Regions from separate parts of the Homo sapiens genome. Here region 1 is linked to region 2. The links are chromatin loops, found by intact Hi-C in ENCODE. Cell type or tissue: Caco-2. All regions are shown on one strand. Each heading gives the region's core, and the rest is flanking DNA. Links, peaks and the distances in the headings are about the cores only. Region 1 has its middle 26 kb from the start of PRRC2C. Region 2 has its middle 83 kb from the start of FMO4.

Region 1 (16,070 bases), core at 5,497-9,496, 63 kb before region 2:
CTTAGAGATACTTGTAGAAATATTTATAGTTAAAAATGATGCAAAAGGCCAGGTGTGGTGGCTCATACCTGTAATTCTAGCACTTTGGAAGGCCAAGGCAGGCAGATTGCCTGATCCCAGGAGTTCAAGACCAGCCCAGGCAACATGACAAACCTTGTCTCTACAAAAAATACAAAAAGTTATCCAGGTGTGGTGGTGTGTGCCTATAGCCCCAGCTATCTGTGGCTGAGGTGGAAGGATCACCTGAGCCTAGGAGGTTGAGGCTGCAGTGAGCCATGATCACATGACTGCTCTCCAGCCTGGGCAACCCAGTGAGAGCATGTCTCAAAAAAAAAAAAAAAAAAAAAAAAGGGCTGGGCATGGTGGCTCACACCTATAATCCCAGAACTTTGGGAGGCTGAGACAGGCAGATCTCAAGATCACTTGAGGCCAGGAGTTCAAGACCAGCCTGGCCAACATGGTGAAACACTGTATCTACAAAAAAAATTATAAAAATCAGCTGCATATGGTGATGCACGCCTGTAATCCCAGCTCCTTGGGAGGCTGAGGCATGAGAATCACTAGAACCTGGGAGGTGGAGTTTGCAGTGAGCTGAGATCACGTACCTGCACTCCAACCTGGGTGACAGAGCGAGACTGTGTCTTAAACAAAAAAAAGCATGCAAAATCTTGGTTTTGCTTTAAAAATATTCCACCACTAGCTGGGGGTGGTGGTACACACCTGTAATTCCAGTTACTCGGGAGGCTGAGGCATGAGAATTGTTTGAACCTGGGAGGCAGAGGCTGCAGTGAGCCAAGATCACACAACTGCTCTCCAGCCTGGGTGACAGAGTGAGACTCTGTCTCAAACAAACAAACAAACAAACAATATATGTATTCCACCATCTTCTCTGTAGGCCTAAATCTGAATTTACAAAAAAAAAAATTAAAAATTAAAAAAATATACCATCTCGATTAGTATGGTGGTAAGTTAATAAAAATAAAAAAATTAATATGAAAAAAGCAAAATGTTCCACTAAACAAAACAAAGCGAAATGAAAAAGAATGTAGGGGAATACATTTGTAATAAGAATGGCAGAATATTGATAACTGTTTAAAGTGGTGATAGGGATTCATTATATTCTCTCATTTTATGAATTAAAAAAATTTCCACAATAAAATATTCTTTAAAAGGATTTTCTCCGTGATATATTCTACATCATATTTTTACTTCACCCTCTTTTAGAAATCTTTCTTTTGGGAAACCTTCTGTCTTAGTCAGCTTGGGTTGCTATAACAAAATACCATAGACTGTGTGGTTAAACAGACATTTATTTCTCACAGTTTTGGAGGCTGGGAAGTCCAAGATCAAGGTGCTGGCCAGTTTGGTTTCTGGTGAGGGCTCTCTTCCTGGCTTGCAAGTGGCCGTCTTCTTGCTGTATCCTCACATGCGGGACAGAAAGAGAGAGAGAGAGAGAGCTTGATTTGGTATCTCTTTTTATAAGAGCACTAATTGTATCATGGGGACTCTACTCTCATGGCATCATCTAAACCTAATTACTTCCCAAAGGCCTCACCTCCTAACACCATCACATCAGGAGTTAACTCTTCAACATACGAATTTTGGGAAGACATAAACATTCAGTGCATAACACCTTTTCCCCGAAGCACGTCTAGAATGTAAATGATGATGACACTATTCATTCTTTGTTCATGAATATAAATTCATCACCTTTTTATCAAATAATGTGTGCTTGGTGCAATTGCTGCTGAGGCAAGGGGATTCAAAAGGACCTTGTGATCTGGTCACCATGAGCAGGCCACATTTCTGATCTTCAGTTTCCTATGGTAAAATGAGCAAACTAGACTGGATGAGCTCAATAATCTTCCAGTTCTATGTATCCTTGAGCATAGCTTCATGGAAATAAAGACCACAATTATCCTTTGGTTGAGATAGTTTAGAACAATTAGACTTTAAAAACGTATGCACTTAATGGCAACTGACTTTGAACCCCATACCCATTCCTTCATATGATAATAGAATACTCTTCATAGCACTCCTTCTCCTGCCAAGAGCCTGTTATTTTTGTTACAGTAGATAGTCAGACATGGCTAGGGCAGGAGAGGGCTGTCCCTACCAGTAATGTCAAGTGACCATCAGGTGATGGTCAGGTAGTTGTTAAACTGTCTCTGTAAAATAATAATTGGTCTCAGCTGATGCCAGGGACAGGCAGTCTCCCAATAAATAAACACCTGAAGCTGGTGATCGGCAACTTCCCTGTAAGATTTCAGGAGTTAGGCAAGTGGGCTCAAGCATGTTCACTAAGAGGCAAAATGGCAGAGTTTAACTGGTATATGACCTCCTTCTAGGAACACTTAGCTGGTAAGGGAAGAATGCCTCAGGTGAACATGTGTACAATTTCAGTAAACATACTGTGCATGTGGCCCCTCCTATGGGCTAGCAGGCCACTGTGCATGCAGACAGCTCACCTCAAGGGATCAGGGAGAAGTAACAGAAGACCCCAAAAGCATGCCAACATATAAGACCCCAAATCAAAGGTCACACCATGCACGTGAATCTCACAAGTTGTCTGCTTGGCCCTCTTCCAAGGGTACTTTACTTCCTTTGGTTCCACTTTAAAGCTTTTTAACAAACTTTCACTCCTGCTCTAAAACTTGCCTTGGTCTCTCCCTCTACCTTATGGCACTTGGATGAATTCTTTCCTCCGACAAGGCAAGAATTGAGGTTGCTTCAGACTCATATAGATTCGCCACTGCTCACATACTTTGGTGCTGCATGACTTGGATGTGTTCCTTAGTGCTAACATTGTCTCTCCTGGTGCTAGTTTCTTTCCAAGAATAATCTAGAGTTTTCAGCCAAATAGTCGCATTCAAGAACCTACCTTACGGTTTTTGCAGTACTTAAGTGAATCTTTGAAATCCGCTGGCAATAATATTTATTTGTAGTAAAAGATGACCTAGTTGTTTCCAGACAATTTATGCTCTTGCTTCCAGTATTTATGACATTATAAAATATCTTATCAATCAAAACTGTTGGTAATTTAACTCACCCAGCTTTTTTAAAAAATGAGAGTTAATTCAGTTTCAGACTTAATATGACTATTTTCCTCAGCTACAAAGAAGTGAAATCAGGAACATGCTAACAGAATAAGCCAAACATAGTTTGGTATTCAGGTATTAGAACATTGGGAAGACTTAAAACTTCAATTTTGACATGCTGTTTTAAAAAAGGAAAATATGGCTGGGCATAGTGTCTCATGCCTGTAATTTCAGCACTTTGAGAGGCAGAGGCAGGAGGATCAATTGAGGCCAGAAGTTCAAGACCAGCCTGGGCAACATAGTGAGACCCTGTTTCTACAAAAAAATAGAAAAAATTATCTGGGCATGGTGATGTGAACCTGTAGTCCCAGCTACTCAGGAGGCTGAGGAGGGAGGATTGCTCGAGCTCAGGAGGTGAAGGCTGCAGTGAGCTGAGATCTTACCACTGCACTCCAGCCTAGTCGATAGAACAAGACCTCGTCACAAAAAACAAACAAACAAAAAAACAAAATAGTGTGTTTGGAAGAAATTAAATTAAAATAAATGTGGCTACTAGAAAATGTGTTTGGCAGAAGCATGAACAAAAGGTGTTTACAGGGTTGAATACTGCTTGTGTGGAGAATTCAAAAGTTAAAATTATATATGTTTTTTACAACAGAAAAGGGTAAATTGGCCCTCCCTTACACAAAACCATCTTTTATTTGAAGCTTTTTACACTAAATCGTAGTTGTAATCACTTTTTTGTTGTTGTTGGTTTTTGTTAGTATTATGATTTAGGTATAACAAATACCTCTATTAAATACTATCCAAATAGTATCTTACTCAGGGAGGCTTAGAGATTTATTTTGCAGTCAACCTAAGTGTGTGTCTTTTCAAAATCTTTTCTTTGGAACTGGGGGTATAGAATGTAACTGTATGCCTCAGTTAACATTTTTTATTGGCAGAGGGATGGTGATGGGTGGGCCGAAACAAACTGAGATAAATTGGAAACTTCCTTTTTCTTCTACTTTATAAATAAAAGAAAACATCTTGGGTTTATTCTTTTTTTCAGCTCCTTCACTCATTCTTCCCTTCTCCTTTTCTTCCTTCCTTCCACATTTATTGGGCTCTTTCTATCTGTTAACTCTTAGGGATTGAGACATGGAGATGGGGAGCTAGAGGAGAAGTTCTGACACATCAGTCATAAAGTCCTAAATCTAGGACAGACCTATACAGCACTTTCCAATCCATGAACCATAGCTCTGATTCTATCTGCAGTTCTAGAATTGTGTTTTCAATTCTTTGTTTGTTTGTTTGTTTGTTTGTTTGAGATGGAGTCTTGCTCTGTCACCCAGGCTGGAGTGCAGTGGCACGATCTTGGCTCACTGCAACTGCTGCCTCCCCAGTTCAAGCGATTCTTCTGCCTCAGCCTCCTGGGTAGCTGGGATTACAGATGTGTGCTACCATGCCCAGCTAATTTTTGTATTTTTAGTAGAGACAGGATTTCACCATGTTGGCCAGGCTGGTCTCGAACTCCTGAACTCAGGTGATCTACCTGCCTTGGCCTCCCAAATTGCTGGGATTACAGCCATAAGCCACCATGCCCAGCCTCTAATTTTTAATTGGTCATTTTTTTCTATCATTTGTTAACAATTACTATTGAGCTTTATGTGCATTTTTTCATTAAACTCTCCTAGGAAACCCTTATAAGACAGGTAGTCTGGCCATTTTGCAGGTGAGGAGATGGAGGTTTATTATTTTTCTTTTATTACTTTTATTTTTTTAAGACAGGGTCTTGCTCTGTTGCCCAGGCTAGAGTGCAGTGGCATGATCACAGCTCACTGCAGCCTCAACCTCCAGGGCTCAAGTGATCCTCCCACTTCAGCCTCCCAAGTAGCTGGGACTACAGGCATGTGCCATCACGCCTGGCTAATTTTTGTATTTTTTGTGGAGATGGGGTTTCAACATGTTGCCCAGTCTGGTCTCAAATTCTTGAGCTCAAGTGATCTGCCCAACTAGGCCTCCCAAAACACTGGGATTAGAGGCGTGTGCCACCGTGGCTGGCCCATCTATGCTTTTTTTTTTTTTAAATGACCAGCTCTCATAAGAGGTGCTTTTTAAAAACTACCTTATCACATTGCGTATACCAGGATCCCAAACCCAAATGTCTGCAGGAGGTGAGAGTCCAGTGCAGACTGTGGATATCTGGGTGAATTTGTGCTACACTAAAGTGGCAGGAGCTATTGATTGGCTCTATGCAACTGAGGCTAGGCAGAAATGCAGTTTTGGTGTTATAGTGGTTCTGATCTTTTTGAAAGAAGCCAAATAGAATTTTTTGGGGGTGAAATCTTCCAATCGTTAAGTGATGGCATTTAATTACACACATAGTTATAAATAACGTGAGATCCAAACAGAACATGTCTGCCGACACCTCAATCTCAACACTTCTACAACTGCAAGGGCTTCAATTATGCAAATGTTGGCACTCCTTAATTTGTTTTCTCTATAATCTTTCTCCAATTCTTTTAAACTCTGTATTTCACTTTTCTTGTGCTCCTTCTAATTTCATCCTTATTCTTATTGGATTTATTTATTTTTTCCTGTATGTTCAGTTCACATGTTACCTCCTACTATTTCTCATCATTTCTTCCCAGAGTTCTGTTCTTTTTCTTTTTCTTTTCTTTTTTCTTTTTTTTGAGACAGGGTCTTACTCTGTCCCCCAGGCTGGAGTGCAGTGGTGGGATCTCGGCTCACTGCAACCTCTGCATTCTGGGTTTAAGCCATTCTCCTGCCTCAGCCTGCCAAGTAGCTGGGACTACAGGCACCCACCATTGTGCCCAGTTAATTTTTGTATTTTTAGTAGAGACAGGGTTTCACCATGTTGGCCAGGCTGGTCTCGAACTCCTGACCTCAGGTGGTCTGCCCGCCTTGGCCTCCCAAAGTGCTGGGATTACAGGTGTGAGCCACTGCGCCCAGCCTAGTTCTTTTCTCTCTTGTCTTGTCTTTCTTTTTCCTTCCTTCCTTCCTTCCTTCCTTCCTTCCTTCCTTCCTTCCTTCCTTCCCTCGTTCTTTCCTTCCTTTCCTTTATTTTCTTCCTTCCCTTTATTTTCTTCCTTCCCGGCCTGATTCTTCACTTCCTTCCTTCCTTCGTCCCTTCCTTCCTTCCTTTCTTTTCTTTCTTCCCTCCCTATTTCCTCCCCTCCCTTCCCCTCTCCTCCCCTCCCCTCCTTTCCTTTCCTTTTTCTTTCTTCTCTATAGTCCAGGCTGGAGGGCAGTGGTGGGATCATGGTTCACTGCAGCCTTGAACTCCCTGGACTCAAGTGATCCTCCCACTTCAGCCTCTCGAGTAGCTGGACTATAGGCACGTGACATCACACCTGGCTAATTTTTGTATTTTTTTTGTAGAGACAATAGGGTTTCACCATGTTGCCCAGGCTGGTCTCAAACTCCTGGGCTCAAGCAACTTACCCACCTCGGCCTCCCAAAGCCCTGGGATTACAGGTGTGAGCCACTGTGGCCAGGCTCATCTGTTTTTTGATGGCTATTATTCTCTTGGTTAGTATGATTTGTTCATTGGTAACTTTGTAATTGTTTTCAGTTTTTCTTTCTTTTTTTGAGACACGGTCTTCACTCTGTCACCCAGGCTGGAGCACAGTGGCCCCATCTCGGCTCACTGCAACCTCCACCTCCCAGTTTCAAGCAATTCTCATGCCTCAACCTCTTGAGTAGCTGGGACTAAAGGTGCCCACCACCACACCCGGCTAAGTTTTTGTATTTTTAGTAGAGATGGGGCTTCACCATGTTGGCCAGGCTGGTCTCAAACTCCTGACCTCAGGTGATCTGCTCACCTCAGCCTCCCAAAGTGCTAGGATTACAGGAGTAAGCCACAATGCCTGGCCCACAATTTTTCTTTTGGTATGTTTGTATCAATGCTGCCAGTGCCAGATTTTTTTTTTTTTTTTTTTTTTGAGACGGAGTCTCGCTCTGTCGCCCAGGCTGTAGTGCAGTGGCACGATCTCGGCTCACTACAAGCTCCGCCTCCCAGGTTCACGCCACTCTCCTGCCTCAGCCTCCCAAGTAGCTGGGACTACAGGCGCCGGCCACCACGCCAGGCTAATTTTTTGTATTTTTAGTAGAGACGGCATTTCACTGTGTTAGCCAGGATGGTCTCGATCTCCTGACCTCATGATCCGCCTGTCTCCGCCTTCCAAAGTGCTGAGGTTATAGGCATAAGCCACCGCGCCCAGCCAATTTTTTGTTTTTTATTGCCTAACAATAAATGAGTTAGATTGTCTTTTTACTTTTTTCTTTTTTTTAGACAGAGTCTCACTCAGTTACCCAGGCTGGAGGGCAGTGGCACGAACACAGTTCATTACAGCTTCAACCTCCTGGGCCTGAGTAATCCTCTTGCCTCAGTGTCTCTGGTATAGCTGGGACCACAGGTGCATGCCACCATGCCCGGCTAATTTTTAAATTTTGTTGTAGAGACACGGTCACACCTTGTTGCCCAGGCAGGTCTCAAACTCCTGAGCTCATGCAGTTCTCCCACCTCAGACTCCCAAAGTGCTAGGATTATAGGCATGAGCCACCATGCCTGCCCGAGTTAGATTCCTATTAACTTAACTATTTGTAGGAGATTATTGCATAGCAAAAGAGGTGAGTCAGGGTAACCTTTGAGATTTTACAACCCAAAGGCTCTCTCCTTTGCAGCAGAAATATACCAGTCCTATCTGTTTGAATTATCTGTGTAATTCTTTAGGTAGTCCTTACATGCCTACTTCTCTGGATCACACAATGTCCAGGAGGGCTTCTGCTAAGAGCCTTGCTTACCCCACTTCCCATAACCCTTTGTGCAAACAAGTGATATTGCCTTTGAACTGCAGACTGGGCCCCTCGCTTTCAGAAAGTGACCCCCACCCTGGTATTTCCTGAGCTCTAATAAAAATAACCTCTCATCATCCTTCAAATTTCTTCTCTCCACTTTCTATCATATGACTTTTGCCTATCCTCCACTGTTTTTAGCTGCCCTAATAGGTGTTTTGGAGTCTGCAGATTTTATCTATTTTATCCTAGTCTCACTGAACTATGGAGTGTTTTGGCCAGGTGCAGTGGCTCACACCTGTAATCCCAGCACTTTGGGAGGCCGAGGCGGGCAGATCACCTGACGTCAGCAGTTCGAGACCAGCCTGGCCAACATGGTGAAACCCCGTCTCTACTAAAAATACAAAAATAAACTGGCCATGGTGGTGCATGCCTGTAATCCCAGCTACTGGGGAGGCTGAGGTGGGAGAATTGCTTCAACCTGGTGGGGCGGAGTTTGTAGTGAGCCAAGATTACACCACTTTACTCCAGCCTGGGCGCCAGAGTGAGACTCTGTCTCAAAAAAAAGAAAAAAAAAAAAAAAAAGAAAATAGAGTGTCTTATGTATTTGTTTTTGTAATTGTGATAAAATATATATAACATAAAATCTACCTTTTTTTTTTTCTGGGAGACAGTGAAGACAGTCTCACTCAATGCAACCCCCCTCTTCCTGGGCTCAAGCCATCCTCCCACCTTAACCTCCCCAGAAGCTGGGAGCTGGGATTACAGGTGTGCACCACTGTGCCCAGCTAATTTTTTTTTTTTTTTTTTTTTTTGTAGAGAAGGGATTTCACTATGTTGCCAAGGCTGGTTTCGAACTTCTGGACTCAAGCGATCCACCTGCCTCAGCCTCTCAAAAAGAGCTGGGATTACAGGTGTTAGCCACCATGCCCAGCCAAAATCTACTATTTTAACCATTTTTTTTAAGATGGGTCTTAGGCCGGGGGTGGTGGCTCATATCTGTAATCCCAGCACTTTGGGAGGCCAAGACAGGTGGATTGTTTGAGCTCATGAGTTTGAGAACCGCTTGGGCAACATGGCGAAACCTGGTCTCCACAAAAAATACAAAAATTAGCTGGGCATGGTGGTGTGCACCTATAGTCCCAGCTACTCAGGAGGCTGAGGTGGGAGGATGGCTTAAACCTGGGAGGCAGAGGTTGCAGTGTGCTTAGATCAGGCCATTGCAATCCAGCCTCGGTGATAGAGTCAGACCTTGTCTCTAAATAAGTAAATAAACATGGGTCTTGCTATGTTGCCCAGGCTGGTGTCAAAATCCTAGCCCCAAGTGATTCTCTCACCTCAGCCAGCCAAAAGTGCTGGGGTTACAGATGTGAACCACTGTGTCTGGCCTTAACCATTTTAAAGTGTGCAGTTCAATGGCATTAAGTATATTTACATAGTTTGGGTTTTTTTGATCTAGGATCTTGCTTTGTCACCCAGGCTGGAGTACAATGGCACAATCACAGCTCACTGCAGCCTCAACCTCCCAGGCTCTAGTAATCCTGCTACTTCAGCCTCCTGAGGAGCTGGAACTTTATTTTTTGTAGAGACAAGTTCTCGCTATGTTGCCCTGGCTGGTCTTGAACGCCTGGGCTCAATCGATCCTCCCACCTTGGACTTTCACAGTGCTGGGAATACAAGCATGAGCTATTGTGCTGGCAATATATTCATATCGTTGTACAGCCACTACCACCATCTAACTCCAGAACTTTTTCATCATCCCATACTGAAACTCTACCCATTAAACACCAATTCCTGTTCCCTCCTCCTCCAGTCCATGGTAACCACCATTCCACCTTCTGTCTCTATGAATTTGACTACCCTAGGTACCTCATATAAGTAGAATCATACAATATTTTTCCTTTTGTGTCTGGCCTATTTTTATTTTACTTAGCACAATGTCTTTCTAGTTTATCCATCCTGTAAAATGTATCAGAATTTCATTCCTCTTTAAGGTTGAATAATATTCCATTGTATGCATATACTACATTTTGTTTTATTCATCTGTTGCTGAATATCTGAAGTCATATTGTTAGCTTTCTTTCCATGTAAGCATTCATCTTGTGGGTTGCTTTCATCTTGTGGCTATTGTGGATAATACTGCTATAAACATTGGTGTAGAAATTGTATATCTGTTTTTGTGTTTTATTGTTGTTTTTCATGTTGCTTTGAATGCTTTTCAGGATGCGATTCAGCTATAATTATTTTGGTAGTTCTTTTGGAAGCTGCATTTCAAAATAAATATTTTAGATGATTCTCAAGATTAGGTAAGTTTGGAAAGCACTTCCTACCATTTCTACCTGAATGAAATCAGGTAAAATAACATCAGAGAGAGTCTCTGGCAAGAAAAGAAGCACCAAGAAATCTGGGTAAGATTTTGGGCAGGAGAGGCACTGATGATAGCAAGAGGGAGGTTTGGCGCTTTGAGCAGGTTAAATACATACAAACCAATTGTTCTACTAAGCACCATCTGTCAGAGCTGCTCCTGCTTCTGTGAATCACTATGCGAGCAGAGAGAGAGGATGAAATAGATGGGCTAAAATTGCCTAATTCCCTGTCTGGGTTGACTGTATCTTAGGAAAATCCCCATTTGGCTCTGCTTTCAAGAATGACAAGCTTAGCTCAGCACTTCTGTGCATCTGCTGATGCTCATATTTTGAACTAGGGGATAACCCAATCTATGTCAAAGTAACTATTGATTCTTGGTTTTAACATAACAATTTAACAATCTGTAAAGTTGTCCAAGAGTAGTCAGCTAGTCTAAACTCACCTCTTGTGCATGTCTTAGATTTTTATCAAAGGAATAATGTAAGATACCCAAGGAATAACTTTCATGACACAAGCCAACTGTAGCCATGGGAATATTTTGAGGCAATTTGTTAGTGAACTTCTGTTTAATCTCCATAAAGCAATGCTACAGTGAGTTAGAGAAAAGCAGTTTGGGATTTTGTGGCAGACAAAGATACACTCAGGTGGCTTTCTAGAGGGAGAAAAAGGAAACATTCAGCTAGTTGCTGGAATATTTTTATTCATTAAGCAAATATTTATTTAACTCCTGTCATATAATAGATACAATGGATAAATCAGAGAAAAAGATTTTGCAAAAAAAGTCCCTGAGATTATTGCGCTTTCATTCTGTGGGGGAAGCAGATAATAAAAAAGTGAACAAATATAAATATATTTTCAAACAGCAGAGTACAAAGCATCAAGTAGACCTAACTAAATACTTATTAGTAACTAATTAAATTTATTGCAAGATTCCTTCAGATTGCTAAGGCCAATATTTTATTTCAATTACAATTTTATCTAAAAATACATAATTTAAAAACAAATCTTCCTGACACTCAATTACTTTGCAAAGAAAGGTATACATCTTTTTTTAAAGACTGAGAAAAAAGCCGGGCGCAGTGGCTCATGCCTGTAATCCCAGCACTTTGGGAGGCTGAGGCAGGTGGATCACCTGAGGTCAGGAGTTCGAGACCAGCCTAGCCAACATAGTAAAACCCGTCTCTACTAAAAACACAAAAAATTAGCTGAGCATAGTGGAGGGTGCCTGTAATCCCAGCTACTCGGGAGGCTGAGGAGGGAGAATCACTTGAACCCAGGAGGCAGAGGTTGCAGTGAGCCGAGATCACAGCCATTGCACTCCAGCCTGGGCAACAAGAGTGAAACTCCTCTCAAAAAAAAGACTGAGGAAAAAAAAAAAAAACAAAAAACACTGAGAAACCGTGAATGCTTACATGGAAAGAGAGTTAACAATGTGACTTAATGATATGGCTAAATGCAAACTGGCTAGTATGGATTCTAAGTACCATGACTTTCCAGATAAGAACCAAGATTTTTCATGGTTTTAGGGCCTGACAGTTTGGAAACTTTTGTATGCCCAAACAGGTTTTAAACATCTCCCACAATTTCTTAAATTGGCTTATCCACTTGTTCACTTGCTTTAGTGTTTCATCTGTTAGAAGAGAGTGGGAGGTGAGAGGAGGATAATGTTATTATGTGCTGCTCCCTGTGGGCTGTTTGTATATAAAAATGGCATGGTGGAATTGTTATAATGGTGCTTGTATCTAACTGGGGAAAGCAGTGGTTGACTTTTTTGTTCAGGAAAGTGTAGAAAGAAAGATTCCCAGATGTTAGAGGTCCTTCATTATGTATACTGTTGAGTGGAAAACCATGATGCTGTTCTTGGATCTGACATACCCTTTGAGGAATGAAACATTGATCACCCTGGCTCTATTTGAGCAGGCTAAGGATTTGAATGTGTTTCACTTTCGCTGGACAGTTCTGCAAAAATAAGGTACAACTTTCCCAAAATATTTACATTGAAAAAGTGACTGGCCAGGCGCGGTGGCTCATGCCTGTAATCCCAGCACTTTGGGAGGCCGAGACAGGCAAATCACAAGGTCAGGAGATCAAGACCATCCTGGCTAACATGGTGAAACTCCGCCTCTACTAAAAATAGAAAAAATTAGCCGGCCTGGTGGTGGGCGCCTTTAGTCCCAACTACTCAGAAGGCTGAGGCAGGGGAATGGCATGAACCCAGGAGGTGGAGCTTGCAGTGAGCCAAGATCATGCCACTGCACTCCAGCCTGGGCGACAGAGCGAGACTCTGTCTCAGAAAAAAAGAAAAAAAAAAAGAAAAAGTGACCAATTAAGAGAATTGATCACCAAATGAGAATGCTGCCTAAAATGTTAGAAAGGGACTCAACCCGACAGAAGAGAAACATAGGAAATTAAACTGGTGTCAATAAAAGAGTATTTGGTGGAGTACAATAAAATGGAATTCCTCTTTTGTCCATGTCAAAATGGTGCATTTTTGGCTGTGTGTGTGTGTGTATCTTACAAGGTCACTTCTTTTTCTAATCATACTGGGGGCAAATAATTTTGTCTATCAAATATTAATTTAGGACCAGGTGCAGTGGCGGGCACCTATAATCCCAGCACTTTGGGAGGCCAAGGTGGGCAGATCATTTGAGCTCAGAAGTTCTAGATCAGCCTGAGCAACATGGCAAAACCCTGTCTCTTCAAAAAAAAAAAAAAAATTACAAAAATTAACTGGGCATGGTGGTGCACACCCACAATCCCAGCTACTTGGGAGGCTGAGGTGGGAGGATCACTCAAGCCTGAGAGGTGGAGGTTGCAGTAGGTTGAAGTTGTGCCATTGCACTCCAGCCTGGGTAATAAAGTGAGACTGTCTCAAAAAAGATTAATTTAGGCTAGGCATGGTGGTTTACGCCTGTAATCACAGTGCTTTGGGAGGCTGAGGTGGGAGGATTGCATGAGGCCAGGAGTTCTAGACTAGCCTGAGCAACATAGTGAAACCCCATCTCTAAAAAAAAATTAGTTGAACATGGTGGTGCTGGTCTATAGTACCAGTTACTCAGGAAGCTTAGGCAGGAGGATCACTCGAGCCCAGGAGGTCAAGGCTGCAGTGAGCGTGATCATGCCACTGCACTCCAGCCTGGGTAACAGAGTGAAACCTTGTTTCAAAATAATAATAATTAATTTATTTGAACAGGCAGGACACCTGGGTGTGGTGGCCCGTGCCTACAGTCCCAGCTACTCAGGAAGCTGAGGTGGAAGACATAAGGAAAGAAATATTTGGAAAACAGGAACCTGGGCTGGGCACAGTGGCTCACGTCTGTAATTCCAGCACTTTGGGAGGCCGAGGTGGGTAGATCACTTGAGGTCAGGAGTTTGAGACCAGCCTAGGCAACATGCCGAAACCCTGTGTCTACTAAAAATATAAAAAATTAGGTGGGCGTGGTGGCATATGCCTGTAATCCCAGCTACTGGGGAGGCTGAGGCAGGAGAATTGCTTCAACCTGGGAGGTGGAGGTTGCAGTGAGCCGAGATCTCGCCACTGCACTCCAGCCTGGGCAACAGCATGAGACTATGTCTCCAGAAAGAAAAAAAAAAAGAAAAAAAAAAGAAAATAGGAACCTAGATTCACATTTAGAACAATTACCAAGTAGACTTCATTGTTATCTTGAAGACTTGAAATTATGTCAGACAAAAAGAATTGCATATTCTCTTCGATAAAAACTTATAAATAAGAAAAATATACCCACCATTTGGTTAACTGTTGTCTAGTGAGTGTGTTGCTATCTGTTTATATAATAAAAATCCCAAAGGGACCAGGCACTGTGGCTCATGCCTGTAATCCCAGCACTTTGGGAGGCTATGGTGGGAGGATCGTTTGAACCAAGGAGCTCGAGACCAGCCTGGGCAACATAGTGATACCTCGTCTCTACAAAAAATAAAAAAGCAGCTGTGCGTGGTGGTGCCTGCCTGTAGTCCTAGTTACTTCAGGAGGCTAAGGCAGGAAGATCACTTGAGCCCAGGAGTTTGAGGTTACAGCAAATCGTGATCACGTACGTCACTGCACTTTAGCCTGGGGTCAAAGCAAGACCCTGTTTGAAAAAAACAAAACAAAACAAAACAAAAATCCCAAAGGAATATGGGAAATACTGTACAAAAATTCTCCGTTCTCAATTCTGCCAGATTTTGGTATCAGGATGATGCTGGCCTTATAGAATGAATTAGGAGGGAGTCCCTTCTTTTACATTTTTGGGAATAGTTTCAGTAGAAATGGTATCAGTTCTTCTTTGTACCTCTGGTGGAATTTAGCTGTGAATCCGTCTGGTCTTGGGCTTTTTTTGGTTGTTAGGCTATTTATTACTGCCTCAATTCCAGAACTCGTTATTGGTCTATTCAGGGATTCAATTTCTTCCGGGTTCAGTCTTGGGAGGGTGTATGTGTCCAGGAATTTATCTATTTATCTATTTTTTCTAGATTTTCTAGTTTATGTGCATATAGGTGTTTATAGTATTCTCTAATTTTTTTTGTATTTCTGTGGAGTCAGTGGTGATATCACCGTTATCATTTCTTTTCTTTTTGGTGAGATGGAGTCTTTCTCTGCGCCCAGGCTGGAGTGCAGTGGCGGGATCTCGGCTCACTGCAACCTCTGCCTCCTGGATTCAAGTGATTCTCCTGCCTCAGTCTCCCGAGTAGCTGAGATTGCAGGCACCTGCCACCACACCTGGCTAATTTTTGTATTTTTAGTAGAGACAGGGTTTCACCATGTTGGCCAGGCCAGTCTCGAACTCCTGACCTTAAATGATCCACCTGCCTCAGTCTTCCAAAGTGCTGGCTGGGATTACAGGCATGAGCCACCATGCCCAGGCCCCCATTATCATTTCTGATTGTGTCTATTTGATTCTTCTCTCTTTTCTTCTTTATTAGTCTAGCTAACCATCTATCTACTTTATTAATTTTTTTCAAAAAATAGCTCCTGGATTTGTTGATTTTTTTGAAGGGTTTTTTTTTTTGTCTGTGTCTCTATTTCCTTCAGTTCAGGTCTGATCTTGGTTATTTCTTGTCTTCTGCTAGCTTTGGGGTTTGTTTGCTCTTGGTTCTCTAGTTCTTGGAGTTGAGATATTAGGTTGTTAACTTGAGAACTTTCTAGCTTTTCGATGTGGTCATTTAGTGCTATAAATTTCCCTCTTAACATGGCTTTAGCTGCATATCAGAGATTCTGGTACGTTGTCTCTTTGTTCTCATTAGCTTTAAAAGAACAAAGCTGGAGGTATTATGCTACACAACTTCAAACTCTGCTACAAGGCTACAGTAACCAAAACAGCATGATACTGGTACAAGAACAGACACATAGACCAATGGGACAGAATAGTGAACTCATAAATAAGACTGGACACCTACAACCATCTGATCTTTGGCAAACCTGACAAAAACAAGCAATAGGGAAGAGATTTCCTGTTTAATAAATGGTGCTGGGATAACTAGCTAGCCATATGCAGAAAATTGAAACTGGACCCCTTCCTTACACTATATACAAAAATTAACTCAAGATGGACTAAAGACTTAAATGGAAAATCTAAAACTACAAAAACCCTAGAAGAAAATCTAGGCAATACCACTCAGGACATAGGTGTCGGCAAAGATTTCATGATAAAAATGCTAAAAGCAATTGCAACAACAGCAAAAATTGACAAATGGAATCTAATTAAAGAGCTTCAGCACAGCAAAATAAACTATCATCAGAGTAAACAGACAACCTACAGAATGTGAGAAAATTTTTGCAATCTATCCATCTGACAAAGGTCTAATATCCAGAGTCTACAAAGAACTTAAGAAATTTACAAGAAAAAAAGAAACAACCCATTAAAAAGT
Region 2 (16,070 bases), core at 5,752-9,751:
CGTGGAAGAAATAATGACATAAGCCGTCCCCTCTCTTTCTCCGCCTTGGCTACTAAACAGGGAAGGGACACCCCCCCACCCCCGGGTCCGGTGGACACGTGACTCGTGTGATCTTACTTATCATTGGAGATGGCTCACACTCCTTACCCTGCCCTCTTGCTTTGTATCCAGTAAATAACAGCACAGCCAGGCATTCGCGGGCACTACTGGTCTCCGCGTCTAGGTGGTAGTGGTCCCCCGGGCCCAGCTGTCTTTTCTTCTATCTCTTTGTCTTGTGTCTTTATTTCTACGATCCCTTGTCTCCTCACATGAGGAGAAAAACCCACAGGCCCAGTAGGACTGGACCCTACACTTTCTCTGGTAACTCCTTGAGTAGCTTAATAATCAACCTTCTGAATTCTTTATCTGGCAATTCAGAGGTTTCCTCTTGGTTTGGTTCCATTGCTAGAGAGCTAGTGTGATCTTTTAGGGGTGTCAAAGAACCTTGTTTTTTCATATTACCAGAATCACTTTTCTTGTTCCTTCTCATTTGGGAGGATTATTTCAGGTGAAAAATCTGGAACTCAAGGGCTGCTGTTCAGGTTCTTTTGTTCCACCAGGTGATCCCTTGCTGTGGTGTTCTCTCCCTTCTCCTGGGATGGGGGCTTCCTGAGAGTTGGGCTGCAATGATTGTTACTGCCACCCAGCAGAGCTACTGGGCTCTGGGCTAGTACTGGGGATTGTCTGCAAAGAGTCCTGTGATGTGATCTGTCCTTTGGTCTCCCAGCTGTGGATACCCAGTGAAGGTGGCAGGGGAGTGAAGTGGACTCTGTGGGAATTGTTGGTTGTACTTTTGTTTAGTGCACTGTTTTTCTAGAATGCTGGTAATCCTAGCAGTGAAGTTGTCATGTGGAAGGATTCAGGAACCTCTGGTTAGCCATGTTGTAGGGAGTGGAATTAGCTGTTGTTTTCTCCTTCTTTGGAGCAGAGTTGTTTTCTTATGAGTTGCTATAATGGCTTAAGTTGGGTGACCTCCAGCTAGGAAGTGGTGCTTTCAAGAGAGCACCAGCTGTGGTAGAAGGGGGATATAAGCTTGCCCTATGTTGGTCAGGATAAGTATTCAGGCTTCTCAGGTGATGGGCAAGGCCACAGAGCTCCCACGAATTTATGTCTTTTGTCTTCAGCTATCAGGGCAGGTAGAGAAAAACTATCAGATGGGGGCAGGGTTAGATGGATCTGAGCTCAGACTCTTCTCTGGGGCTTGCTGAGGCCACTGTCCGGTATGGGGAGTGTGGTTCTCAGGCCAATGGAATTATGTTCCCAGGGGGATTATGGCTGCCTCTGCTGTGTCATCCAGGTTGCCAGGGAAGTGGAGAAAGCCAGCGGTGGTTAGCCTCCTCCAGCTTCCACGCAGCCAGCAAGGCCGTCTCATTCCTGCTGTGCCCTGCCAACACCACCGAGTTTATATTCAGGCAGCTGGCATGCGGGGCTGAGCTCTTGCCCCAGGCCGTAAGCTTCCCTGCTGAGAAGGGTAGCAGAACTTTCAGGCCTTGCCCCTCCCTGTCTGCCTACACCTTTGGCTGTAGCTTCTGAGCTGCTATCTGCACTTCCTGTTCACCCCCTGAGTTCTGCTCACAAAAATTCGTGCTGGGTCAAAATTATTACAAAGTTCAGCTAGAAGCTTCTTTCACCCTTTGACCCTTCCCTAATTCCTCTGGCTGCCTTCCCCAAGGACCCCTGTGAGATTAAGTCAGGGACGGTTTCCTTGGGCTCAAGTTGGGGACTGGGAGTGCCTACAAGGCTCTTCCCACTGCTTTTTCTACTTTTCATATTTTGCTCAGCTCCCTAAATCTGTTTTAGCTCTAGGTAAGGTTAAATTCTTCTCCTGTGATCTGGATTTTCAGGTTCCCCAGTGTTTGGGGATGTGTGTTTGGAGGCAGGCTTTCCCCGACCTCACACGTTGGGAACTCACAGTTTTTCTACTATCTCATAGAGTTTGCAACAGCAAACTGCTTCTTTCAGAGGGTCTGTGAATTCTTTCAGTTTTCCTGATATGTTCCTGCAGTGGTACTTGAGCAAAATTTCACGATATGAGTCTCTACAAGCTGTTCTGTTCATCCAAGTGGGAGCTACACATTAGACCTGTCTCCTATTTGCCATTTTCTTTCTCACTGCACCCTCTTAGAGTTTTTTCCTTTTTTTTTTTTTTTTTTTGAGACAGAGTCTCCCTCTGTCATCCAGGCTGGAATGCAGTGGCATGATCTTGGCTCACTGCAACCTTCACCTCCCAGGTTCAAGTGATTCTCATGCCTCAGCCTCCTGAGTAGCTGGGATTACAGGCACCCGTCACCACGCCCAGCTATTTTTTTTTTTGTATTTTTAGTAGAGACAGGTTTCACCATGTTGGCCAGGCTAGTCTCAAACTCCTAACCTCAAGTTTCCTAGAGTGCTGGAATTATAGGCATGAGCCACTGCCCCTGGACTACATTTTTAAAGACTTGTTTTGTGGCCTAACATATCTATTCTGGAATATGTTCTGTGTGTATACTTGAGAGGAATGTGTATTTTAGTGGGGTTGGATATATTGTCCTATATATGTCATTCAGGTCCATTTGGTCTAAAACAAGCTTGTCCAACCCATGGCCCATGGGCTACATGCGGCCCAGGATGGCTTTGAATGTGACCCAACACAAATTCGTAAACTTTCTCAAAACATTATGAGATTTTTTTTTCTTTTAGCTTATCAGCTATTGTTAGTGTATTTTATATGTGGCTCAAGACAATTCTTCTTCTTCCAATGTTGCCCAAGGAAGCCAAAAGATTGGACACCCATGGTCTAATGTGTAGTTCAAGTCCAATGTTTCCTTATTGATTTTTTGTCTGGATGATCTGTTCATTATTGAAAATAGGGTTTGAAATTCTCCTGCTATTATCATATTGCAATCTGTCTTTCTCTTCAGATCTGTTAATATTTGCTTCATATATTTAGGAGCTCCAGTGTTGGGGGTGTATATATTTACAGTTGTTATATCCTTCTCTCTAAATGTCTGAAATAAAGTTGTCATATCCTTTTGATTACTTGACCCCTTTATCACTATATAATGACAATTTTTATCCATTTTTACAGTTTTTTTACTTAAGATCTATTTTGTCTGTTATAAATATTGCCACTCCTGCTCTCTTTTGTTTTCCATTTACATTAAATATCTGTTTCTATGTCTTTGCTTTTAGTCTAAATGTGTCTTTATGATTGAATTATATAGGCAGCATATGGTTGAACTTTTTTTTTTTTTTTTTTTTTTGAGACAGAGTCTCGTTCTGTCGCCCAGGCGGGAGTGCTGTGGCGCGATCTCCGCTCACTGCAAGCTCCGCCTTCCGGGTTCACGCCATTCTCCTGCCTCAGCCTCCCGAGTAGCTGGGACTACAGGCGCCCGCCACTGCGCCCGGCTAATTTTTTGTATTTTTAGTAGAGACGGGGTTTCACCGTGGTCTCGATCTCCTGACCTCGTGATCCGCCCGCCTCGGCCTCCCAAAGTGCTGGGATTACAGGCGTGAGCCACCGTGCCCGGCCAGAACTTTTTTTTTAAGGCATTCTCTTTTGACTGGAGAATTTAATCCATTTACATTTTTTTTTTTTTTTTTTTTGAGACAGAGTTTCACTCTTGTTGCCCGGGCTGGAGTGCAATGGCACCATCTCGGCTCACCACAACCTCCGCCTCCCTGGTTCAAGCAATTCTCCTGCCTCAGCCTCCCAAGTAGCTGGGATTACAGGCATGTGCCTCCATGCATGGCTAATTTTGTATTTTTTGTAGAGATGGGGTTTCTCCATGTTGGTCAGGCTGGTCTCGAACTCCCGACCTCAAGTGATCCGCCTGACTTGGCCTCCCAAAGTGCTGGGATCACAGGCATGAGCCATCGCACCGAGCAATCCATTTACATTTAAAGTAATTTTTGACAGGTAAGAAATTATGATTGCCATTTTGTTAATTGTTTACTGACTGTTTTGTAGTTCCTTTCTTCCAATCTTGCTGTCTTCCTTTGTGATTCGTTGAATTTTTGTAGTGGTACGCTTTGATTTCTTTTTCTTTATCTTTTGTGTATCTACTAGAGATTTTTTCTTTGTGGTTACTATGGGGCTTACATAAAGTATCTTATAGTTATAACATTCTAATTTAAGTTAATAACAGCTTAACTTCAAGCACATACAAAAACTGTATACTTTTACTTCTCCCTTATCCCATTTTATGCTATTGAAGTTACACTTTACATCTTTTATAGTATATTTTCATTAACAAACTGTGGTAGCTATATGTTTTTAATTAATTATTTTATTTTTTATAGCGATAGAGTCTTGTTATGTTGTCTACACTGGTTTCAAATTTCTGAACTCAAGTGATCCTCCTACCTCAGCCTCCCAAGTAGCTGGGACAGGTGCATGACACTGCACCTGGCATATAGTTATTTTAAATACTTTTAATTCCTGCTTTTAAATGCAACTTTACATGGACTGCTACTATACACAGCCTGTAATCCAGTTTGCCTGAATTTTCTCCCATCTCCTGAGAAGCATCGTAAGGCACCTGTACCTAACACAGTTTGAGAACTTCTGATCTGGTTTAAATCTGTCATGTACAAATGTGAAAGTTGAGGTTCAGAGAAGGGTAATGACTTTTCTAAAGTTACTCAGATTTTTAGTGGCCAAGTTGTGGCTAAGAACTTGAAAGTTTAGAAAATGGCAATTCCCTTCTTCTAGTTGTCCTGGTCATAAATCTTGAACTAATCCTGGAGTCTTCTCTTTCCTTCACTCCTCATTTCTTGCTGTCCATTATCAACTGCCCTTTAAAAATACATTTAGAATCAGACAATCTCTCCTTTCTACTATGCTACAACTTTGATCCCAGTTACCATCATTTCTCTACTGCAATAGCATCCTGAATCATCCTCTGCTTTTCTCATTTTCTCCCTTCCTCCTTACCTCCTGTACTGGCTTTATTCAACACTGCAACCGGAGTGATCCTTTTAAAAATACCACATTTAATTGAATCTAAGATGCCATCAATTTAAGATGCACTATTATCTTTTTAAATTTTTCCAATTTAATTTTTTTTTATAGAGATGGGGGTCTCACTATGTTGCCCATGCTGGTCTTGAACTCCTGGGCTCAAGCAATCCTCCTGCCTCAGCCTCCCAAAATTTTGGGATTACAGGCATGAGCCACTGTGCCTGGCCCATATGATGATTTAATACTTTCCATCACTTACATTTTTTTTTTTTTTGGTCAATAAAAGCTCTTTATTCATTCACACATGACAGCCTTGCTGTAGTTACAAAGTAAGATGGAGCAGGTCCTGCCTCTAAGAACTCTAAGCAGACATTCAGGGAGCTCACAGATCAGTGTAACACCAATTGCTACTGTGGAAGCTCCAGGAGGGGAGAGGTGTTGATATGGTTTGGCTTTGTGTCCCTACCCAAATCTCATCTTCAATTGTAATCCCACATGTCAAGGGAGGGACCTGTAATCCCCACATGTCGAGGGTGGGAAGTGATTGGATTATGGGGGCGGTGTCCCCAATGCCATTCTCATGATAATGAGTGAGTCTCACGAGATCTTGATGGCTTTAAAAGTGGCAGTATTTCCTGTGCTCAGTCTCATTCTCTCTCCTGTTGTCTTGCTTACCCTTTGCCTTCCACCATTTTTTGTAAATTTCCTGAGGCTGCCTCAGCCATGTGGAACTGTGAGTTAATTAAGCCTCTTTCCTTTATAAATTACCCACTCTTGCTATTTCTTTACAGCAGTGTGAAAACGGACTAATATAGGTGTCACAGAGATGTTGCAGGAACATCTGGCAGTCTGTAGGGTTGGCCTTCACACAATTCTTGTTTTTGCCTTTGTGCTTTCCTCCAGAAAAGCTTCTCTGCTCTCCTAAGGCTGTTAGATGTTCCACCCAAGTGCTCCCTCAGCTCCTTCTACTTACTTGTCACTTAATACTGTCTTTGGGTTACCTGCTTACTTGTGTATTTTCTTCTTGGGATGCTAAAGTATTTGAGGATAAAGATTGTGCCATGGCTTGGTGAAGCTGCTCACAACTGTAAGCCCAGTGCTTTGGGAGGCTGAAGCAGGAAGATCACTTGAGCTTGGGAGTTTGAGACCAGCCTGGGCAACACAGTGAGACCCCATCTCTCCAAAAAAAAAAAAAAAAAAAGTAGTGGTGTGTGTCAGGCCTCTGAGCCCAAGCTAAGCCATCATATCCCCTGTGACCTGCACGTATACATCCAGATGGCCTGAAGCAACTGAAGATCCACAAAAGAACTGAAAATAGCCTTAACTGATGACATTCCACCATTGTGATTTGTTTCTCCCCCACCCTTAAGAAGGTTCTTTGTAGTTCTTCCCACCCTTGAGAATGTGCTTTGTGAGATCCACCCACTGCCTGCAAAACATTGCTCCTAACTCCACCGCCTATCCCCAAACCTATAAGAACTAATGATAATCCCACCACCCTTTGCTGACTCTCTTTTTGGACTCAGCCCGCCTGCACCCAGGTGAAATAAACACAGCCTTGTTGCTCACACAAAGCCTGTTTGGTGGTCTCTTCACACAGATGCGCATGACTGTGTACCTGTAGTCTCAGCTGAGCATGAGGATTGCTTAAGCCCAGGAGATCGAGGCTGCGGTGAGCTGTAATCACACTGTGGCAGGCCAGGTCCCACTGATGCAGGCCTCCATAACAACTGTTTCAGTACTGATTGAGTGGTTAAGTTAAATGTTGAAAGTTGAAAGAGCTAGTGCCCTTGTACAAAGTCTGGAATGTGACAAAAGCCCACCAAGAGTTTTGCTTAGGCTTTTCCTCAGCCTTAAAGCATGACAAGATAATGAAGGAATTCTTAACAGGACCTGTTGAGGATTAAACAAGTTTTATTGTGGGCCTGAAGAAACTCTCCAGGCCTCCACAAACAAGCTTTATTGGGGACTAAAGTAAGTCCCCAAACCTCCATGACTTAGCAGGAGACAAGATAATGGTCGGTAATCACCCCAGCACCTGGACCCATTTAGCTTAAGTAAATTTACTGAGGCTCCAGAGGAAGGTCTTCAGGACTCAGATCTTAGTTACAGATTAAAAGAAGTTAATCGCTTGTGTCTTTAGGTAAATGCACACTTACATGTACACATATCGCTTAGAAGGTATATAAGCTTTGGAAAACTTTGTAATTTTGAGTTGGTCCAGCGATAATTTCCAGCCCTTCTCCCTGTAACCAGCTATAGAAATAAAAACTCCCTTTTCTCCCAGTTCATCTTTATCTCGTTATTGGGCCACGAGAATAAGGAACCTGACCCTTGGTTTGGCCCGGGAACACCACTGCACCTCAGCCTGGGCGACAGAATGAGACTCTGTTTCAAAAATAAATAAGTAAATAAAGGGATTGTGCCTCACTTATTATAGGATCTATAGGAACTACTAAAACAGGCTCATTGTCTGGGGTAAATACCAAGGTTCTTGATCTCATGGCCAAGGAAATCAAGGATGCAGATGCATACAGACTGAGATTGGAGCAGGAGTTTAAAAGGTGAGAAGAAAGAACAGCTGTCTGTCACAGAGAGGGGTCCAAACTGATTGCCAAGTTGTAGTAAAAATGTCAGGGTTTTTAAAAAATGAGCTAGTGAGAAGGGGGTGTCTTAGCTCCATAGGGCCTGAAGAACTGGCTAGGACCAGGTGTGCCGTCTGCTTAGAGCAGAGTTTCTAATAGCCCCACCCCATTCTTTGATTATGCAGGCAGGCTCTTAGATTGTGCGGCTGTGCTGCTGCTTATCTGCGTGTGCTAAAAGGGGAGGGAGAGTTTCTGTGCCGGGTTCCCAGGCACCTTCTTGCAGCTGCAGGCCTCCCCCGCCCAGTGCATGCTTCCAGCTTCCCTATCTTAGTGAGGCTAAATAAAGGGAAAGGAATGTGCTTATTAAGGTGCACTGGGGGCGGGGCGCGGTGGCTCACGCCTGTAATCCCAGCACTTTGGGAGGCTGAGGCAGGCAGATCACGAGGTCAGGAGATGGAGACCATCCTGGCTAACACAGTGAAACCCCGTCTCTACTAAAAATACAAAAAATTAGCCGGGCGTGGTGGCGGGCGCCTGTAGTCCCAGCTACTTGGGAGGCTGAGGCAGGAGAATGGCGTGAACCCGGGAGGCGGAGCTTGCAGTGAGCCGAGGTGATGCCACTGCACTCCAGCCTCGGCGACAGAGCGACACTCCGACTCAAAAAAAAAAAAAAGTGCACTGTTTTTACTTGGGCCCATTGTAGGTATGTGAAGTTTGGTGATAACCAGGAAGCTCCCCACTCTGTGCCCAAGTTGCTTATCTGTGTTTTACAGCCTGATCTTCCAGGCTGCTCTTTGTTAGAAGAGAAGTGATTTCTTTGAACTGCATGAGGTTAGAAAGGGAGCAATTTCCGAGCTGCTTTTTGTTAGAAGGAAAGTTTTCTGCTGGGGAGCCTCTTCATCCTAACAATCTACCTAAATGATTTCTTTCTATTTCCTATATCACTATTATAGTGATGACACACAATAAACGATCAATTACTGTTTGCTAAATTAATAAATCTTATATAGACTGATTGTATTATCAATGCCCAGGCATTAGAAAAAAGCCTGAGTCCCCCCAAACTTTATTTATTACATATACCAGCAATTATCCGGCCAAACTTAAGAAAAAAACACTGTTTTTTACTCTAAGGGATACCATTATGTAAGATGACCAGTCATCCTGGGAAAATCACTATGATTGGTCATCCTACGATTATGATAATAGTACACAAGCCTTTACAATTTTATTGTGACCCCATGGAGCTTTTATGTCTGCACTTGTATATTTTTAAAGGAGTTCAAAAGCAGACTTTGTGCCTCTGAATGTACTTAAAATTGTTTTCTCCTTAAAATTATGTTTTTAAGTTCATATATTTATGACAGATTAAGCTACAGTCATCCTTGACTCCCCCAATTTTTTCTTCTACATAATTAATTACTATTTTTAGTTTGCATGTATCCTTGGGGTCTTTATTTATCCATTTATATGCATATTTATACAAATAAACTGATGAAAATACACAGTATTATTTTAGGAGTGCTTATTTTAAAAATATATTATGCAAATTGTTTTTTTACTTAAAAATTCGCTATAGTTCATTTTAATGAGAACTCTATAGCATTTATCACGTATAATTAAACATTACTAAATATAAAAGACAATCCAGCCTGGGCAACATGGCAAAACTCTGTCTCTACAAAAAATACAAAAGTTAGCTGGACTTGGTGGTGTGTGTCTATTTGCCAGCTACACAGGAGGCTGAGGTGGGAGGATAGCTTGAGGCTGGAAGGCTGAAGCTGCAGTGAGCTGTAATCACACCACTGCACTCCAGCCTGGGTGACAGAGTGAGACCCTGTCTGAAAAAAAACACACAAAAAAAGAATGAACAGTAATTTTTGTATCAATCTAGTTATTCCTAAAGAATTAATAATAACTCTCTCTCTCTTTTTTCTCTCTGAGACAGAGTCCCAGTCTGTTGTCCAGGGTGGAGTATAGTAGTGCGATCTCAGCTCACTGCAACCTCCTCCTCTGGGGTTCAAGTGATTCTGGTGCCTCCTCGAGTAGCTGGGACTTCAGGCACACACCACCATGCCTGGCTAATTTTTGTATTTTTAGTAGAGAGGGGGTTTCCCCATGTTGGCCAGGCTGGTCTCGAACTCCTGGCCTCAAGTGATCTGCTCATCTCAGCCTCTGAAAGTGCTGGGATTACAGGTGTGAGCCACCACACCTGCCTTTTTCTTTTCTTTTTGCAAGTTAAAAATATTTATTGCTATTCCAGGCTTCAAATGAGCCCAGAACTCAGGTCTGGTGTGTGGTTCAGAAGTTGTCATGGCATAACAGGGTGGCGGACAAATCCAGGCAGCCTGACCTTGAGTCCACCTTATCTTCCTTGGACCCCTGCTCCACAAAGCAGCTGTTGGTGGGGCCAACTCTTCCACGTCTGCCTCATTCACCCTACAGAGCTCCAAGACTGGGGCAGGTGGCCTGCTGATCCCCATAGCTCACAGATGAGAGGCTGCCCATACCTCTCCTAGCACTGGAAGGGCCTTCTCCTTAAGATCAGACACGATGGATTTGGCCTTGTGGAGGGAGAAGTGGTGCCACAGGAGTTGTTTTAAGAGGACAAGGCATGCACCGTCTTAGATCAGAGGCTGCAAAATGGCCACCCACAAGCTGGCTTTCCCCACTCACATGTCCGCTCAGCCCCTTTGGGCTGCACAGTGTTTAAGGAAAATAATTGCCGGGCACTATGGCTCACACCTGTAATCCCAGCACTTTGGGAGGCTGAGGCGGGCAGATCACGAGGTCAAGAGATCAAGACCATCCTGGCCAACATGGTGAAACCCTGTCTCTACTAAAAATGCAAAAATTAGCTGGGTGTGGTGGTGCGTGCCTATAATCCCAGCTACTCAGGAGGCTGAGGTGGGAGAATCGTTTGAACCCGGGAGGTGGAGGTTGCAGTGAACTGATATCGTGTGACTGCACTCCAGCCTGGTGACAGAAGGAGACTCTGTCTCAAAAAAAAAAAAAAAAAAAAAAAAGAAAGAAAAAGAAAAATAATTAGTTGCCAATCTTTTAAAATGGTAAGATTTCATATAAAATTCTGGATTTTTGGCTTCTCTAGGAGTAAAAATTGAAACTATCTGTCAAATACTGGGCCTATGACATTCTTATGTGGCACTAACTTGTTATAGCAAGGTAGCAGTTGTCGTCACAGACTGGCTGGCTGTGTACTCTCCAACTTACTCCAGTCCTTGTCACCCTTAATTATATTTCCAACTGGAGACCAGGCCTCAGCAGCCTTGTATCAATGCACATGTGCTGTGACTTTCTGTATAGAATAAGAAAGAGTTACACTGTAGTATTATCTTTATCTAAAAAGGAAAAACAAACATCTCCCTTGGAAGCAACCTGTTTCTCATGGTCCTTGTCACTCATCTCTTGCTTGGCCCTGTGGGCACCTGTGTTTGTAAACAATAGAGCACTCCTATCTCCTATCTCCCCCAAGAGACTCCTCCCACACACCCTGCTCTCCAGGATACACTGTACCCCAGTATTAATTGGGCAAATCTAGAAAAGAAATCAAAATTAATCATAGAAGTTAAGGGATAAATAGACTAAGACCAACTACTTTTCCCCTTAATTGTAAGAGGGAGCTGGAGTAGAACAAAAATGTTAATACTCTCACTCTGCTTTTAACTCAGTGACAAAAAAAAAGTCACAAAGATTTTTCAGGAGATCAAGATTAGATCAGTGTAAACATGAGGCCCCAAAACACATTGGTTCCCATTCCTCAACTGTTTTGGAAATGAATGAAGCTCTTTAGAGAGAATGTCTAAAGGAGGATGGGTAATGTGGCCAGCCCAGCAGATGTCCTGGGCTATCAAGAACTGTTCAACTCTGGCCAGGCATGGTGGCTCACCCTGTAATTCCAGCACTTTGGGAGGCTAAGGCGGGCAGATCACTTGAGGTCAGGAGTTCGAGACCAGCCTGGCTAACATGGAAAAACCCTGTCTCTACTAAAAATACAAAAATTAGCTGGGCGCCATGGCGCCTGTCTGTAATCCCAGCTACTCAGAAGGCTGAGGCAGGAGAAGCGCTTAAATCTGGGAGGTGGAGGTTGCCCTGAGCTGGGATCGTGCCACTGCACTCCAGCCTGGGTGACAGAGTGAGACTCTGTCTCAAAAAACAAACAAAGAAAACAAAACAAAAAAACTGTCGAAATCATCCTGCCTTAGTTCAGGGCTGCTTGTCCCAGCCTAAAATGTAAGTGGCACACAATGATTTTCAGTGAGGATAGCTGACTCATTGCAGAAAGGGGCTTGAAGGGGGGCAGAGAGTCAAAATTTGACGTTGACAAGCACATGACAGAGGAAAAGGAACCTTCCTCATATCCCTTAATTCTGCTGTGGCTGATGCCATGTTATATTCCCTCTAGAGAGACAGCAATCTTTTTTTTTTTTTTTTTTTTTTTTTTTTTTTTTTTGAGACTGAGTCTCGCTCTGTTGCTCAGGCTGGAGTGCAGTGGCACAGTCTGGGCTCACTGCAAGCTCCGCCTCCTGGGTTCACGCCATTCTCCCGCCTCAGCCTCCCAAGTAGGTGGGACTACAGGCGCCCGCCACCGGTTTCACCTTGTTAGCCAGGATGGGAGAGACAGCAATCTTGAGGCAGCTCAGACGCTTTCCTCCGCTGCTCAGGATGCTCTCAATGCGGTAGTTTCTGGTGCTGAGCCAGCTGGGCAGCTCCAGGTCAGGCACAGTGAACTCACTCATGGTGAGTAGGTGCCTACTTTGAAGGGACAGTGGCAAAGAAGCCCATAGGTATGCAGGGGCTCTGGGCAGGGCTCCCCAGGGGGAATGAAAATATCAAGCACATCACAGAAGTTTTCATAGGCACAGCTGCCAATCTGTTCCATGCATGAGATCTTGACCCAGAAGCCAGACACTTCCTTCTCTACAGTTAATTCCTCCCTTCAGAGGAGATTTGAGGGGGACACTGGTTCTTGTCCTCAGCACTGACGATCACGTTCCCAGGAACGACGTTGGGGTCAGCTTCCAGAGACAGGCTTTTGATCACCACAGGGTCCTTCCCTTTGTCCCAGTTATCCCAGGGAAAGCTACTAATCTGGTTCAGGTGGACGTGGGCAGGGGCTGCTAGGCCTGCAAGAAGCAAGCCCAGGACAATCAGGAGTGGCGTCCATCAGGGATTGCACTGCGAAGGGTGAGTCTGTGTGGAGTTAACCACCCACATTTTCAATCCTTTAAGTTACAAATCTCAATAAACAAAGTTCTGGAAAAAAAATTATTCTGGCTTGTGTTGTGATTCTACCTCTTAGCCTGGTGAAAGAGAGACACAGAGAGCGAGAAGAAAGGAGAGGGGAAACAGAGAAAGGGAATAGTGTGATGGGGTGGGATGACAAGAGAACCTTGATTTATGGTTTCATCAAGACTGCACACAATGGAGAAGGTCTTTTCTGTAAAAGAAATTAGGGGTGTTGTCACAAAGAGGGGAAATATGCTAGGCAGTCAAAATTTCCAACAACTGTCACAGCAGATATTCTATGCTTTTAAGCAAAACTTTTTCAGATGTCAAAATAGTCAGCATATGCGTAATTCATGTAATTATGATTGTTTTCCTAAAAGGGGTAAGTCATTTTTCTTAGTAGAAAGATGCTTATATATTCATTGCCCCAAATGGGCCATTTATCTATTCAACGTATATTTGTTGAATATTGATCATGTTTCAGTCACTGTTTTAGGTGTGGGTGATAGTGGTGAACAGGATATAAACACTGCCATCATAGAGATCACATTCTAGCGGGTCAAATAGGTGATTTTTTAAAAAAGTAGATAGACTCACATGATGATTTCAGGTAATAAATCAAGGTAAAAGGAATGGGGGTATTTTGCTTATGGTGATCAGAAATGACTTCTTTGTGGAGGTGACATATCAGTGGAGAATTAAATGACATAAAGGGTCATGGCAAGCAAAATTTGAGGAACGTTCTAAGTGGAGAGGGAAATAAGGATAAAGATGGAGGGCGGAAAAAAGCTTGCCATGTTTCAGTCACTGCAAGAAGGGCAGTGAAGCTGCAGCTGCGTGAGAGAGTTGGAGAGGGGCAGGAGATGAGATAAGAGCATTAAGTTGGTTTTCAGAGCATTAAGTTGGTCACCAGGGTATGAAGGGCCTCATATGGAGTCTGAAATCTATTATAAGTGGGTTGGGAAACTCTTGAAGAGTTTTGAGTAGGGAAGTATATGCTTTATGGCAGCTGAAGGGAGAATGGATTTGAAGGAGCAAGAGTGGAAGAAGGAAGACTACTGCACTGAGAGGTGAAGCCAGCTGGGTTCTGGGTCAGGTGGGGACTTAGAGAACTTTTCTGTCTAGCTAAAGGATTGTAAACACACCAATCAGCACTCTGTGTCTAGCTAAAGGTTTGTGAATGCATCAATCAGCACTCTGTAAAAATGGACCAATCAGCACTCTGTAAAATGGACCAATCAGCAGGATGTGGGCTGGGCCAAATAAGGGAATAAAAGCTGGCCACCAGAGCCAGCCCCAGCAACCCACTGGGGTCACCTTCCATGCTGTGGTAGCTTTGTTCTTTCGCTCTTCACAATAAATGTTGCTGCTGCTCACTCTGGGTCCACACTACTTTTATGAGCTGTAACACTCACTGGGAAGGTCTGCAACTTCACTTTTGAAGCCAGTAAGACCATGAACCCGCCAGGAGGAACAAACAACTCTGGACATGCCACCTTTAAGAGCTGTAACACTTGTTGCGAAGGTCTGCGGCTTCACTCTTGAAGTCAGCAAGACAATGAACCCACCAGAAGGAAGAAACTCCGTACACATCTGAACATCTGAAGGAACAAACTCCACTCACCAAGAGGGTCCGTGGCTTCATTCTTGAAGTCAGCAAGACCAAGAACCCACCAGAAGGAAACGCATTCCAGACACAGCTCTAGTCCAGGTCAGAGATGGACGGGGCTTGGGCTGAGGTGGTAGCTGTGAAGGCATTAAGAAGTCAGTTTCCATTTAGACATTAAGAAGTATGCAGATCTTGTTGGTAGATTGAGTGTAGGAGGGTGAATGAAAGAGAGTAACCAAGGCTAGCTCATAAGCGCTTGGTTTGAGCAACTCGGCAAGTGAGATGGGAATGATTGGGATAAAAAGCAGGTTTTTGGTGTAGAAAATAGATCTGTTGGTCGGGTTTGGTGGCTCACGCCTATAATCCCAGCACTTTAGGAGGCCAAGGTGGGTGGGTCACCTGAGGTTAGGAGTTCAAGACCAGCCTGACCAACATGGTGATACCCTGTCTCTACTGAAAATACAAAAAATTAGCTGGGCATGGTGGCAGGCACCTGTAATCACAGCTACTCGGTAGGCTGAGGTAGAAGAATTACTTGAACCTGGGAGGCGGAGGTTGCAGTGAGCCAATATTGTGCCATTGCACTCCAGCCTTGGTGACAAGAGCAAAATTCCACCTCGAAAAAAAAAAAGAAAATAGATCTGTTTTGGCTATGTTAAATTTGAGATACGTATTGGACAACCAAAGGAAGCTGCTGAACTTTGTATAGACAAATCCGGGACTCTGAGGAGAAATAAATCTTTGAGAGGTCACTGTAGAGCTGGTCATTAAAACCATGGACCTGTGGTTAGAAGGAGAGTGTGAGTACAGAGAAAAGAGAGTTAAGAAAAACAAAACACAAAAAACTGAGTAAAGGAAGAAAGCGATCGCAAAGGAGGAGTAGGAAAATGGGCTTTAGAATTTTGGGGAAGGCCGGTCACGGTGACTCATTTCTGTAATCCCAGAACTTTGGGAGGCTGAAGTGGGAGGATCTATTGAGCTCAGGAGTTCAAGACCAGCCTGAGCAACATAGGAGAATCCCATCTCTACAAACAATTTAAAAAATTAGCCAGGCATGGTGAGGCGTGCCTGTGGTTCCAGATACTCGGGAGGCTAAAGTGAGAGGATCATTTGAGCTTAGGAGGTCAAGGCTGCAGTAAACTGTGATGGTCTGAGGAGATAGCTGAAGCAAAGATTTCAGAGACAGGAAATGATCCTCAGTGGTCAAGGACTTGAGAAGCCCAAGTGTTGGTTGACTCATGTATTTGGATTGTAGAATCAGTAAGATGCATGATAGCAGTTGTGGTAGAAAGACACAGAAGCTCAAGAGCTTCACATCTTTAAGGAACGAGGGAGGTTGATAGATAGTTATAAAAAGGGCAGGGGATATGAGAACATCTAATGGAATGTTCTTTAAAGAGTAAAACTTTTGTATATGAGAATGAGGGGCAAGGATATTTATACCATCTCCAGGCATTGTGAGAGGTTGAATGTGGAAAGAAAAAATTACACATGAGGAGGACCCAGGTGTAGCAGTGCACTCAAAGGGGTTATTGAGGAGCACATAGAGTAGGAAACACTCAGGTGTGTGAGGATAGAGGGGGTTTTGCTGACACTTGTGAATTCCATAGGACATAGTAGAGATATTTGTGTGGCTCAGGAAGGACAA

What was found. A loop is a pair of places that touch in the nucleus more often than their neighbours do. Peaks named below come from ENCODE experiments on the same cell type or tissue, not always from the same donor. Only the 100,000 strongest peaks of a DNase experiment are listed, where the experiment ranks them.
Region 1: a loop joins it to region 2, with 12 times the contacts of the local background. A loop is called at or near these places in 1 of 110 quality-filtered maps.

What each region holds. Positions count from the first base shown.
Region 1 is chr1:171,451,976-171,468,045 of GRCh38, reverse strand. No RefSeq gene overlaps it. Among named protein-coding and RNA genes, the nearest start is that of PRRC2C, 26 kb to the left of the region's middle. In Caco-2, for the core only: no CTCF peak of the experiment used is centred there; a DNase peak (open chromatin) is centred at 7,855.
Region 2 is chr1:171,388,922-171,404,991 of GRCh38, reverse strand. It overlaps the pseudogene GM2AP2. Among named protein-coding and RNA genes, the nearest start is that of FMO4, 83 kb to the right of the region's middle. In Caco-2, for the core only: no CTCF peak of the experiment used is centred there; DNase peaks (open chromatin) are centred at 6,711, 6,961, 7,841 and 8,261; H3K4me3 peaks cover 625 bases.